2 separate regions of the Homo sapiens genome follow, and region 2 is linked to region 1. Evidence: read pairs that join two places in POLR2A ChIA-PET (ENCODE). Cell type or tissue: MCF 10A. All regions are shown on one strand. Each heading gives the region's core, and the rest is flanking DNA. Links, peaks and the distances in the headings are about the cores only. Region 1 holds the start of BDKRB1-AS1 (BDKRB1 antisense RNA 1). Region 2 overlaps BDKRB2 (bradykinin receptor B2).

Region 1 (4,388 bases), core at 120-4,119:
ATCTCAGGAGATGACAAGGACCAAGTGTATCCCTGGCACCAGGTGGCTGAAGTAGAGGGAAGAAGAAGGAGGTTGGAGACAACATAGAGAATGGAGAGGTCAGGTGGTGGGTGGGCCCTACCTGGGCCCTCACAGGCAGGCGGGACATTGTCAGGCCCTGGGGAGGAGAGAGTCCGTGGGCCAGGAGGCCATTCCAAGGTCAGTTTCCATGGAGTGGGGGAGAGGGTGTAGTGACTGGACTCCAAGACACTTGGGGGAATGGGGAGAATGGCAGTCCCCACAGCTGCACGGGAAGGGCTGGTCCTCACAGAATAGCAGCAAAGACTCATTCATTCCAGGAATGGAAAGAATGCCATGTTCTTGGAGCCTGGAGACAGGGTTTGAGAGGCTGGCAGCGGCTGGGCCACCAGGACCTCATCAGTGATAACCCTGTGATCAGTGTTCCAGCCCCTGCAGGTTTCCTGGAGAGCAGAGTGTCGTCAGAAGGCCTGGAGCTGAGCCAACAGGCAAGATCCAGCCTGCACATGTGTTTAATTTGAACCACATGGTATTTTTTAAAACTCCAAGCCCCCAGGCTCTTGAGTTGGTTACCAGTACTGAAACTCCCCATTGGGAGCCAGCTTTCCAGTTTCTTTTGAAAGTTTGGAACATCCAGCAACACTGATTCAATTTCATTCATTCAGCAGATATTTATTAAGCATCTACTTTGTCAGACACTGTTTTGGGCACTGAAAATATGGCAGTGAACAAAAGAGAGGAACATCCCTGGGCCCTTGGAGTTGACCTTCCAGGGTCCCCCCGGGGCTCCAATTCTTTGGTGCTGTGTAGCAGAGGCCCCGTGAACAGGGCGCCCTCCCATCAGGTTCACACGCATGGAAGCTATGGGAGGTTAAGTTTGCAACCCCTCATCCAGACCATCCCTTCACATACAGTCTAGGAAACAGAGAGCAGTAAGACCTGCCCAAGCACACCCAGTGCGACTCAGCAGCCACACACAGGAGTAGGCTCAGTCATCTCATTTAATCGCCTGACTCCCTTGTGAGGTCTGTTTCAGGATGTCCACTTTCTAGGTGAGGAAGAGGAGGCTAAGGAAGGCAGTGCCTGCTCAGACTGCAGAGGCTGGATTCACCCAACTCATCTGACTCCAACACCAATGTGATTTCCAAGCCCCCAGGCAGGAATTCATTGGGCAAAGGCTCTGTGGCAAAGTGGCAAAAGTAGGCAGGAACAGGCAGGAATAGAGAGTGGGAAAGGGAAAATAATACCTGATTCCTCTTCTATTCCGAGTGAGCTGACCCACATATGCCCTCCTTTCTTCTTTTTCAGCCGGCCTTAAGCAGGTGGCTTATCAAAATCCTTTCGAGGTCTTGCAAAAACCAATCCCACACTCGAGAAGAACGTGCTGGCCGGTGAAATCGGACAACATTGCTCACGGGATGTAATTCAATGGTAGACTGCAGCCACAGCCTGAGAACTCAGACACCTGATTTATGAGACGCACATAAGTAACGTTTACCGAAGCCCAGCAAATGGCCCCACAGTGGGAGAGAAACTGGCAAACCCGTACAGTAGAATTCTGTTGCCCTTCTGTGGGGAAGGCCAGTTATTCATTTACAGAGGGAGAAATTTCTGCCTTGACTAAAAGGATCGATGCTGTGGGAAAAGGTAATATATCTGAGTTCCCATGGATCTGGTTGATAGGTTCACCTGGCGTGTTCCATATGGGGCCAGGCCCAGGCCACACCTGTGGTGCTAACACCTGGGGTGGAGGGAGGAATTAGCAAATAGTCTTCCAGCATCCCCAGCTCCAGCACCCATGTGGGCTTCCACTCTCTCCCTGAGAAGGGCCAAGTAGAAAGAGAGAACAAGGTTTCACTCCAATCCGTTCCCAGCTCTGGGTCTGTCCTGGGCTCCAGAACCGCGTGATCAGGGGCCATATGTGGCCTTCACTGCTCTCTGCAGTGGGAAGGTAAGAAAACTGCCCCCACCCTGCCCCATCATCACCCCAATCCATCATGGGGAGTGGGTGGCACTAAGGCCCTCCAAATCCCAGCCTCGGGGAAACTCCCTGATGTTGCAATGGCCACAGGCAGGCTCTTGCTCTCCGGAGATGAGTCACAAATTTGATGAGGAGCAGGTCGGAAGCAGCCCTGGAAAGTGTTCCTCCCCACCCCTGCTCCCACCACAGCTCCGAGGAGCCTGGGCATCCAACCAGGGCTGATCCAAGCCTTGGCTCCGGCTGAGCTCCGCTCTGGCCTCTGTGCACCTTCAGCTCCTTCCTGCCCTTCTCTTTCCCTGTGCCCAGCCCCTTTCTCCAGACCCCCTTGATTCCTTCTCAGCATCCTCTTGCCTCCCCGGACCACCCCCAGCTCAGGCCCCTGCCCAAGAAGGGCCTCACCGCGGGGCTGCAGAGTGCACAGTGCAGCCGGTCAGAGGTCCAGGTCTCTGAGTCACACATGCCACTGTTCCAGTCCTCACTCCACCACCGCATGGGCCTGGCCGACCACCGAAACTCGGCATCCCATCTGTAAAATGGGAATGAGGAGAGCAGTGCCTCACTGTGTCGTTGTGAAAATTAAGTGACCCAAAAGGACGGCCTTATTCCCTTTTTGGAAAGAGGTAATGGGCAAAGAAAGGGAAGGAAAGGCGAGAAAGGACAAGAGGAAGGTCAGAGATGTATGTGAGACACCAGGACAGCGCCACCCCAGCAAGCACCAACAACCATTTTCTCCTATGAGCAGAAGAGGCTTTAACTATGACTGAAATGAATGCATGTCAAAGCACAGTCTGAATAAAATCCCAAAAATGGTGTCCGTGTCACTCTCCTGGTTGTGATATGGCACGATCCTTGTGTAAGATGTTACTATTGGGGGAAACTGAGTAAAGAATAATGGGGCCGGGCACAGTGCTCATGCCTATAATCCCAGCACTTTGGGAGGCCGAGACAGGCAGATCACATGAGCCCAGGAGTTCAAAGACCAGCCCAGGCAACATGGTGAAACCCTGTCTCTAGTAAAAATACAAAAATTAGCCAGGCATGGGGGTGCACACCTGTAGTATCAGGTACTTGGGAGAATGTGGTGGGAAAATCAGTAGAGCCCAGGGTTCAAGGCTGCAGTGAGCCATGATTGTGCCATTGCACTCCAGCCTGGGCAATAAAGTGAGACCCTGTCTCAGAAAAAAAAAAAAAAAAAGAATGAGTACAAGGCATCTTTCTTATCACTGTATGCAAATCTACTAAAAACCTTAAAAAGAATGCATCATTAAGTTCAACCACTCTGCCTTACAGATGAAGAAACCAAGGTCCAGAGACAAGCAGACTTGTCCAAGGTCACCGAGTAAGCAGGGCTCCTGCTGAAGGGCTCTGTTCAGACCCAAGATGCCCGCTGGGCCCTGGTGACAGGTCTCAGTCTCAGGCTGAGGTCAGAGAAGAGGCCTGAGTGCCAGGGTTCTCATTTGAGTGGCCATGATGATTGCAGAGACTCCCTATGGCCAGGATTGTGTTTAAGGCAGTAAACAGGAAGCCAAGCCTACTTTTCAGGAGCTTCAGGGGACAGAAAACTATCAGGAAGGATTGGTTGGGACCCAGCAAGTACGAGAGGAAGACATTTCAGGGCTTCAGTCAACAAGGGGCTCAGTGTACTGTAGCTGCCAAAATAGCTGCCAGCTCTCAGCTGCATTCAAAGGAGTATAGCCTCTAAAATGAGGAAGGTCATATTCCCTTAATTTAGCACTGGACAGGGTCCATTAGGAGTATTGTGTCCAGCTCTTGGCTGATTCCAAAGACAGGGATCAGACTGGTGAGAGGATGCAACAGCACACCCTCCAGACACATGGCGGCAGAGGGCTTACCACAGAAGATAAGACTTATGTGGAGAGAGGAACAAATGCACTTAGTGTTACCCCAAAGGGACCAAAGAGAAAAAAATCCTGAGAAACACTTTCTGTCTTAATTTAAGGATGGGCTCTTTGACAGGCAGAGCTGTCCCATGATAGAACTGATGGCCCTCAATGACGTGGGTTCCTGGTCTCTGGAGGAGCCCAGCGAAGCTGCAGGATCTCTTGGCAGGAGGCTGCAACAAGAATCCAGGAAGCATCTACTGCACACTCACCCTTGAGGAGCTCACTGCATGTAAGGGAGGCAGAAAAGAAAAGAGATCATTCCTCAGTGTGAGATGTCTCGTCATGGGGTGACGAAGTCTGCTGCAAGGAGTTCCAGAAGGAAAGGGGGTTCCTTGAGCTGGATCTTAAAGTTAAGTAGGACAATGAGAGTGTTGGCCACCTGCAACTTTTCCCTCACGCGAGTTCTCAGCCAACAAAATCAAGGGCTGGAAGATGTATGCCAATCCCAAGGAGTGACTGTTGTCCTCTGGGCCATGTGAGTCAGT
Region 2 (4,388 bases), core at 291-4,290, 53 kb before region 1:
CAGTGGGGCAGGGAGGGGACAGGAGGGGAAGGAGGAGCTGGGGCTGGAGAGATGGGTAGGAGCATGAGTCCCTTGCCTGGGCCTCCCCATGGTGGGCGGTGATCCAAAAGCCCCAGTCAGAGCCCTCTGCCCTGTGACGGGGGCACCCTGCATGTCCCCTCACTCCCTGCCCTCCAGTCCCCGCCAGTCCTCATGTTTTCCATGAGGATGAGTACAGCCGCAGGGACTTTCCCTGCAAGTGGTCTGGGCCATATCTTCCGGGAGTCTGTTTGGACTGTGGTGTCTGTGGCTGAGGGGGTGGAGGTGAGGGCACCCAGGCCCATCACTTGACAGAACAATCTGTGGATTTGGGGGAAAGAGGAGGCGACTGTCATTCCTGAGAGAGGACGGGAACCAACAGGAAGGATTCCTGAGTGCCAGGGATGACCACACTGGATCCTCACAACAGCCCTCCTGCCGGGGACAATGCTCCTTATCCCACAAGCGGGGACCTGGGCTCTGACAGGAGGCCACACACTTACAGTCCCTCCCTTAGTGACCGGCAGAGCTGGGATTTGAACACCCCTGGTGAGACTCCCTCGTCCAGACCCCTTCGTTGTACAGCAGGTTTGCCTCACATGCCAGAGTCGGGGTGGCCTCAGGGCACAGCCAGGAGATGTCCCCAAATCCCGAAATGTGGTTTGAGTCCCAGTCCCTCATCTCTCCAGCCTCCAAGCCCTCACCTATGCAATGGTGCCTTGCCCGGCTCACAGGTTATGAAAAGGGGTGAGACGAGACAGTGTCCCCTAAATACATCTGACAGCACTTTTGAATGGAAAAGAGAAAAAGAAAATACTATAAGCATCCAGATTGACTGGAGGTTGGGGAGTTGGTGGGGGCGGGGACAGGCAATCCATAAAGCAAGAAAAATCAGGCTGGGTTCAGGCTTTTCTGCAGCAGCGAATGCATCAGAGCTGCCAGGGGGGCAGCTGTAGACCTAAGAGAGTTCCTTTAAGCACAAATTGGCTGATTATCTTTTTTACGTAAATAAACCCATAATTCATTCCAAACACTTGGCTTATTTAAATATTTTTATTGCCAAAGGAATATATGTTCTTCACAGAAAACTTGGATACCATGACAAACAGTAAAGAAAACCCAAAAGCAACCTATGATCCCATGCTCAAAGACAACCAGCGCCAGTAATAATTTGGTATTTTGCCTTCTCAACTTTTGAACTTTGTTGTATGTACAATTTGGTTACCCAGCTTTTTGTTCCCCTAACATGTTATCAGAAACATTCTCTCATTTTTGGTGAACTCTTAGAAGCATCCTTTTTTCATGTCTGCTTGACATTTGTTGAATGGATATAAGATCATGTATTTAACCAACTGCCTGGTCCTAAACATTTAGGTTGTTTCCTGTGACCCTTCTTCTGCATGATGAGGAACATCTCTGTGCATAAAGCTTTTCCTGTCCTTTTGATTATTTTCAAAAATGCCAAACAAAAAAAAAAGGGAGGGGGTTGAAGGTTCTGGGTTTTCTTCACTGAATTATCCAAATATTAAATGATCTAGAGACAGGTTTGGGAGCCACTAAACCCTCTCCTCCTGTCTGACCCTATTCAGAGAAGACATTGGAAGCTGCCATCTGCTTTCCTCTCACAGTCTGTAAGTGGCTCATTAAATACTTGCAAACTAGATTATTTTTATGTTGTCTTGGCTACAGGAGTTTCTGCAGGAATCAGAAACAGGAAGAAAAGGCAGGTCCTTGGAGACAGAGGAGCTGGCATCTCATCAGATGCAATTTCTTATTAATAGTCATCCCTAACATTGATTCGGCATCTACTAATAATCAATCCCTTCTTACAGATAAGGAAACTGAGTAGCAATAATCTATCCCATCTTACAGATAAGGAAACTGAGACTCAGAGAGGTTAAGGGCACTGCAGTAAGCGCAGACACAGAGCTATGACTCCCGTTCTCCCTGTGTCAGCCCCTGCGCAGTGCGAGTGGGAGGTGAGCCACTGTTGCGTGCCCTCTGCCAGACACAGGCCTGCAGGTCAGACTCACAGGAGCCAAGCAGAGCATCTGGGAGGATTTTGTTTCTGGCTCCAAAAATGAAATACCAAGGAAAGTAGGCAAGCTCATGCATGTCAGAATCCTCAATCTCAGCTCAGGAAGTAGGAATTTTCCACCTTTGTTAGCAGCAGAGATGACAAACCCCAGGGCCCCACATATAGCCTGTGCCTTAGTCACTGCCTCGGGCCAGGTTGCAAGACCCCTCCTACCAACTGAGCTACAAATCACAGTTCCTGGAGGGTGGGCCTTTATATAACAGGGAACAGAACTCTTCTGTACCTCCCACCTCCCCGCAAGAAGTAGGCCAGGCATGGTAGCTCATGCCTGTAAATGAAGCATTTTGGTAGACCAAGGTAGGAGGGTCACTTGAGGCCAGGAGTTCGAGACAAGCCTGGGCAAGATCCCATCTTTAAAAAAAAATTTAAAAATTAGTGAGCTGTGGTGGCAGGAGCTGTGGTCCCAGCTGCTTGGAAGGATGAGGTGGGAGGATCGCTTGAACCCGGTGGGTAGAGGCTATGGTGAGTTATAATTGTACCACTGCACTCCAGCCTGGGCAACAGAGCAAGATCCTGTTTCAACAAAAGAAAAAGAAGAGAGAAGAGGAAGAAAGAAGGAGGAGAAGAGGAAGAAGAAGGAGGAGGAGGAGGAAGGAGGAGGAAGGAGGAGGAAGAGGAAGGAGGAGGAGGAAGGAGGAGGAGGAGGAAGGAGGAGGAGGAGGAGGAAGGAGGAGGAGGAGGAGGAGGAGGAAGTAGGAGAAGAAGAAGGAGGAGGAGGAGGAGGAGATCCTACAGCACTGTTTGGAAGATTATGGGAAAATTAGGCCCACACATCTGATATACAATCGGCACATCCTACAAATGTAAAATGTGTGTCTTGAACCAGAAAGCCCAAGGAGTGAGGGGCTGTGGCATTGAGTGGGGTAGCTATACATAGCCCTAGGGCTTAAATCTATAGAATTTAAGTAATCCTGGTCCAAATTCACCAGAAACATTGCCTAGACTTTACTTGAATACCTTTAGTGACAGGGAACTAACTACTACCAAAGGCAACTAACTCAGCTCAGCAAACATTCAGTGATAGCTGCGCTTCCCCAGGACCAGAGATTCAGATAAGCAAACACCCTGTTCTGTGCTCAAGGGACTGATGGTGTGTGACAATCGAGATAGTGTGAAGAAAAAGGACAGCATATGTGTGTCTCTGTGCATGCATGTGCAAACACTGACACTGCAGTATGTATTCAGAGGAAGTCACTACAATGGTGAGGCCCACCTGGCACCAGAATGAACAGATTTAAGAAAGCTAGTCACCGCAGACGGTCACAGCTGGAAGGATTTTACAAAATAATCTATCTTATCATCCTCCTTTGCCCTAGAGATGGGGAAACTGAGGCCCAAAGAGTGAAAGCCACCTGCTCAAAGGCATATTGTTGAGTCTAATAATAAAAATAACCATAGCAATAGCAACACTGAGGGCAGCTGTCCCAGATGGACGCTGGCTCCATGCCAGCCCCTGGGCTAGGCGTCTGGTGGCACTACCTCATTTCACTGCCATAACAACTGGGTCCCCCATCTTGCAGATGAGGAAGCCCAGGTTCAGAGAGGTGAAGTGGGGGGCTGGGGGTCTATCCCAGACCTTGTTGTCACCTCCTCACTCTCCCAGTAGCGCCAGCCAGAGCACCTGTCTTGGGAGCCCCGAGGCAGGGACAGGCTATGCATCCAGGAAGCCCCCAGGCTCTAAGGAGGCGGCCCTATAACTGCTGGATGACCAAAAATCAGGCAGCGATCCCTAAGTCCCTTCTGAGCCCCAGGCTCCAGACTCCTCCAACCAGGTCTGCCTTACGCTTTTGACCACAATCAACCCGGCTCTTTCTCGGTTCTTTTCATCTCTCTGGTGGTTTTGTATGCAGAGTCACCCAGGTCCCCACTTACGAGCCTGTGAGATGGGATAAATCACTTCCCTTTGCTGAGCCTCAGTTCCTTCACCTGTAAATGGGCATAACAAGTTCCTCCAGGACAATCGTGAGGCTCAGGGAAAGGACTGTCGTGCAAACCCACCATGGCATGAGCTGTCGAGTGCAGTGCCCGCTGCCACTAAGGAATGAGTGCCACTCTGGGATTGTGGAAAGTGCAGACGGGCAGGGTTGAGATGCTCGTGCATGACTTTGGACAGGTCACCTCCCTCTCAGAGGTTTAGTTTCCTTACTTGTTAAGCTTGGACTAAAAATATCTAAATGGTGAGATTTTTCCAACTTCTTTGGCTCTAGCATGTCTGTGGTCCTTGATGGTTTACAAAGCGCTTTTGCACTTGAGACCCCTAAGTGCTAATTCT

What was found. ChIA-PET counts read pairs that join two places held together with the same protein. Peaks named below come from ENCODE experiments on the same cell type or tissue, not always from the same donor. Only the 100,000 strongest peaks of a DNase experiment are listed, where the experiment ranks them.
Region 2: POLR2A ChIA-PET joins it to region 1 with 10 read pairs; 7 of 35 experiments call an interaction of 5 or more read pairs at or near these places.

The regions. Positions count from the first base shown.
Region 1 is chr14:96,267,104-96,271,491 of GRCh38, forward strand. It overlaps BDKRB1-AS1 (BDKRB1 antisense RNA 1), which reads right to left and starts at 1,477. Exons shown (of 2, transcript XR_007064322.1): 1 at 1,266-1,477. RefSeq lists an enhancer at 1,552-2,751. In MCF 10A, for the core only: no CTCF peak of the experiment used is centred there; DNase peaks (open chromatin) are centred at 508 and 2,098.
Region 2 is chr14:96,213,987-96,218,374 of GRCh38, forward strand. All of the region lies in intron 1 of BDKRB2 (bradykinin receptor B2), which reads left to right. Among named protein-coding and RNA genes, the nearest start is that of BDKRB2, 11 kb to the left of the region's middle. In MCF 10A, for the core only: no CTCF peak of the experiment used is centred there; a DNase peak (open chromatin) is centred at 2,055.